2 separate regions of the Homo sapiens genome follow, and region 2 is linked to region 1. A link is an interaction called in ENCODE POLR2A ChIA-PET data of the cell type or tissue named here. Cell type or tissue: Caco-2. All regions are shown on one strand.

Evidence for each region. ChIA-PET counts read pairs that join two places held together with the same protein. Peaks named below come from ENCODE experiments on the same cell type or tissue, not always from the same donor. Only the 100,000 strongest peaks of a DNase experiment are listed, where the experiment ranks them.
Region 2: POLR2A ChIA-PET joins it to region 1 with 6 read pairs; 2 of 35 experiments call an interaction of 5 or more read pairs at or near these places.

The regions. Positions count from the first base shown.
Region 1 is chr20:35,167,676-35,170,175 of GRCh38, reverse strand. The region is part of intron 4 of MMP24-AS1-EDEM2 (MMP24-AS1-EDEM2 readthrough); the gene reads left to right. Among named protein-coding and RNA genes, the nearest start is that of PROCR, 3.1 kb to the left of the region's middle. In Caco-2, no CTCF peak of the experiment used is centred here; no DNase peak of the experiment used is centred here.
Region 2 is chr20:34,620,482-34,622,981 of GRCh38, reverse strand. All of the region lies in intron 6 of PIGU (phosphatidylinositol glycan anchor biosynthesis class U), which reads left to right. Among named protein-coding and RNA genes, the nearest start is that of PIGU, 55 kb to the left of the region's middle. In Caco-2, no CTCF peak of the experiment used is centred here; DNase peaks (open chromatin) are centred at 1,071 and 1,438.

The sequences.
Region 1 (2,500 bases):
ACCAATTTATATTGTCTTGCCTTTTATTAAAAATTATGAAACATTTCTTTTTTCTTTTTTTTTTTCTTTTTTTTGAGATGGAGTCTTGCTGTAATGCAGTGGCGTGATCTCGGCTCACTGCAACCTCCACCTCCCAGATTCAAGCGATTCTCCTGCCTCAGCCTCCCAAGTAGCTGGGATTACAGTCACCTGCCACCACACCTGGCTAATTTTTGTATTTTTAGTAGAGATGGGATTTCACCATGTTGGCCAGGTTGGTCTCAAACTCCTGACCTCAGGTGATCCGCCCACTTCAGCCTCCCAACATGCTGGGATTACAAGCCTGAGCCACTGTGCACAGCCTGAAATATTTCATTTTTGAAGAGTTATTTCATGCTTAAAGGATTACATTTCAAACATACCTATCCCCACCACCAAGCATAAGAAATACAATATTGCTAATATAGTTGAAGCCCCCTATGGACTCTTCCTCAGCTGCATCTCTCTCTCCCTGCCACAGCCCCTGAAGTAACCACTTCAGATGAAAATGAAGATTTGATATTTTTCATTTCCTTATATTTCTGTATACTTACACTACTTATGTATATATCCCTAAACAATAGATAGTGGTATTTCACATATTTTGAGCTTTATATAAATGGTATTAAAATGTATGTATTCCTCTGTACCTTTTGCTTTTTTCACTTAATGTATTAATAAGATTCATTCATGTGGCTATGTGTAGACCATTCATTTTCACTGCTTTAAAATATTCCGGCTGGGGAGGTATTATCCCAGCACTTTGGGAGGCCGAGGTGGGTGGATCATTTGAGCCCAGGAGTTCAAGACCAGCCTGGGCAACATAGTGAGACCCCCATCTCTACAAAAAAAATAAAATTAGCTGGGTGTGATGGGTTGTGCCTGTGGTCTCAGCTACTCAGGAGGCTGAGGTAGGAGGATTGCTTGAGCCCAGGAGGTTGAGACTGCAGTGAGCCATGATCATGCCACTGCACTCTAGCCTGGGCAACAGAGCAAGACCCTGTCTCAAAAAAAAAAATCAATTTTGGGAATAGATCATTATTTATGTATCCATTCTCTTGTTGCTGAACACTTAAGTTTTTTCCAGTTTTTTGCTATTACAAACAGTGCTGGTATGAACATTCTCATACTCGAGTCCTTGTGCATATGTGGGAGTTTTTGTAGGTGCAAACTTGACAGTGGAATTTCTGAGTAATAAAGTATATGCATCTTCAGTTTTACTAGATATTGCCAAACTGTTTTACAGAAAGGTTGTGCCAATTTACGTTCCCAGCAGTGTATGAGAATTCCCTCGCTTCACATCCTTGCCAGCCCTTGGCATTATCAGATGGTTGGGTGTAAAATGGCATTTCTCTTTGGTTTTAGTTTGCATTTTTCTGGTTCTTAGTGAGGTTGTGCATATTTTTGCTTTGCCTTTTTTCTCCCTTGAAGGCTTGAAGGGTACTTTGGGATGGATAAGAGAGGGCAAAAGAGTGTACGATTGAACCAATTTGGAATTGAATGCTGTGAGCCTTCCATCTAAGCGGGTAGGGTCTGGGTCCACTTTCATCCACATTATCTTACACAGAGCTCATTACATCAAGGGCTTTCTTTCCTTTTCTTTCTTTCTTTTTTTTTTTTTTTTTTTGAGATGGAGTCTCGCTCTGTTGCCCAGACTGGAGTGCAATGGTATGATCTCTGCTCACTGCAACCTCCACCTCCTGGATTCAAGCAATTCTCCTGCCTCAGCCTCCCAAGTAGCTGGGATTACAGGCAGGTGCCACCATGCCTGGCTAATTTTTGCATTTTTAGTAGAGATAGGGTTTCATCATGTTGGCCAGGCTGGTCTCGAATTCCTGACCTCAAGTGATCCATCTGCCTTGGCCTCCCAAAGTGCTGGGATTACAGGCACGAGCCCCCACGCCCAGCCACATGGAGGCCTTTCTAATCAGGTTAAGATCCATCATGGACAGATAGCAGCAGCAACAGCTATTTCCCAAGCACCCCTCTCATATACTAGAGCCCTGAAAATTGAACAGTGAGACAATGATAGCATTATTATAGGTAACACTTATTGTAGGCCAGAAACAGTGTTCGGCTCTTTACTTAAATAATCTTACTTTATTCTTATGCTAGCCCTGTGAAATGGGTTTCACTAGCATCACCATTTTACTAAGAAACTGAGGCTCAGAGAGGTTAAGTGACTTACCTAAGGTCACACAGCAAAAGCTATAATTTGAAAGTTTCTCTCTCTCTCTGGTGCCAAAGTTTGTGAATTTAACTCCCACACAGTGACTCAAAAATTATTTTGATCACTTTCCATCAATACATTTTTTTAACACATACCTCCAACATGCTTGAATGTTTAATATATATGTTATAAAACATTCTTTAAATTCATACTATGTGCTAGGCCTTTAATCACTTTCTCTGGGGCAGACCATGCTCATTGTTTCCATGCTACAGACAAAAAAATAAATAAAATAAAGCTGCCTGGGTGTAG
Region 2 (2,500 bases), 550 kb after region 1:
CTTGCTGAGGCTTTTGGCCCCCACCCTGACACAAATAGAGAGTTAGAAAACATAACATATTCAAAGCTAGATTGAGTAGATAATGAAATTTCCTGATACTACAGCCAATGTACATACACATTTGACTGATTTACTCTAATATCCCTAGGATAAGGCTAAATATCAAGGCTTATATAGAAAGCCTAGTGCCTGTGCATCTGGGCTGCCCTAGCAAATGGTAGGTTATATCATTTTGGGGTAAAACTCTTAGTCCTCTTGGCACAGTTCCTTCTGGTTAGGCCAGCGTGATGCCCTAGCTCTTGCCCACATGAGGCTGCCATTTCAGACATGATTTCAGGTATCCTGTCTGGGCCTGTAGGTAGATGTTTTTGGATGACTGTGCAAGCTTAGCCCTCCGTGATCTGACTCCTACCTGCTTGCTGAGACTTTTTGGATTGTAACTTTTTTTTTGTTTTTGTTTTTTTTGAGACGGACTCTTGCTGTGTCTCCCAGGCTGGAGTGCAGTGGCGTGATCTCGGCTCACTGCAACCTCCACCTCTCAGGTTCAAGAGATTCTCCTGCCTCAGCCTCCCGAATAGCTGGGACTACATGCGCCCGCCACCACATCCGGCTAATTTTTGTATTTTTAGTAGAGATGGGGCTTCACCATATTGGCCAGGCTGGTCTCGAACTCCTGACCTTGTGATCCACCCTCCTCGGCCTCCCAAAGTGCTGAGATTACAGGGGTGAGCCACCACGCCCAGCCGGATTGTAACTTTTTATTGAAGTATGACATATATACGGAAAAATGTATAACTCATTAGTGTACAGATACGTGAATTTTCACGAAACGTTGAGTAACCAGCACCCAGATTAAGGAAGAGTGGTACCAGCATCCACGGGAGCCCCTTTTGTGTTCTCTTTCCTGTCACTCCTCCCAGCTCTTGCCCTGTTTTGGCTATATTGAGCTAATTACAGTACACACAGCCCCACCCCAGCACACCATTCTCTCTTGCCCTCCAACCTGTGCACAGCCTTGGACTGCCCAGCCTCACCTACTCATTGTTCAAAACTCAGGTGTCAGCTTCCCCTGATGGGCTAGGTCTGCTTCCTTTGTACTTTCCTCCTGTATTTTGTAATTGTTTACTGGGAGCTCCCTGAGGACAGAGACTATCTGAGTCACCAGGTTTCCTGGCACCCATCACACTCTTCGTATAGAGCAAACTCCAGAAATGTTTGCTTATTGCACAGTTTGTTTAAAATATTTGAAGTCACTTCTCACTTTCCTTGATCTTCTCTGACTCTGCCCCAAGCACATATCATTCCTCCTCTGCCTTCCTAACTCCTTTTTACCCCTTCAAGCTTTTTTCAAAACACATAGCCCTTTCTGAGTCTCCTGCCTGCCTCCATACTCACCCTCACTTTTGCTCCGGCTGTGCGTCCGCCCTGTCCACACCTGTCCCAGCATCCCACACTCAGACTTCCCACACACCAACCTACTGACTGTTGCAGCACTGTGTTTCTGCCCCCAGACTGCAGGCCTCAGCCATGCAATAGTTTACTCCACAGAGAGCATTCTCTGTGCCAGCCCTCTGCCACAACAAACCCTCAACCACTATTCTTCAGGCTCTGCTTTATTTGAGTTAGATTTATTTTGTGCTTTGCCTGTGTTCATGACTCTGTGTATTACACTTCATAAGTTTTTCTTCCTCAAGAACATTGGTTTCCTTTAATATTCTCATATTTTTAAAAAGGATTTCATATGTATTGCTGAATGATATTCATTCATTCATTTCTTCATTTGTTCATTTATCACATGTGCCAGGAACTGTACTAGGTGCTGGAGAGCCAAAGTTAAGATAAATGTGTTGCCCTTGAGAAACTCACAGAGAAATGGGGAGAGAGAGAAACATATGCAGATTATTATAAGATAGCATCAGTATTAGGCTTATTAACACAGGGATTAAGAGTGGGTACCGGAGTCAGCTATGTGGTTTTGGTCACATTACTGAAGCTTTCTGTTTCTGTCTTGATTTCTTGACCTGTAAAATGGGTAGAATGTGTGGTTTTTATCTCAGTAAAGCTGTTCTAAGAAGCAGAAATAGAGCTTTCACAGGGCTGTTGTGATGTTTCCTGAGGACCTTTTTGAGTCAGGAACTGTTTTTTTTGTTTTTTTTTTTTTGTTTTTTTTTTGTTTTTTTTTAGGTGGAGTCTTGCTGTGTCGCGTGCAGTGGCGCGATCTCGGCTCACTGCAAGCTCTGCCTCCCGGGTTCACGCCATTCTCCTGCCTCAGCCTCCCGAGTAGCTGGGACTATAGGCTCCCACCACCATGCCCGGCTAATTTTTTGTATTTTTAGTAGAAACAGGGTTTCACCGTGTTAGTCAGGATGGTCTCGATCTCCCGACCTCGTGATCCGCCCGCCTCAGCCTCCCAAAGTGCTGGGATTACAGGCATGAGCCACCGCGCCTGTCCAAGTCAGGAACTGTTCTTGATGCAGAGGATACAGTACAGTGCCTGGCA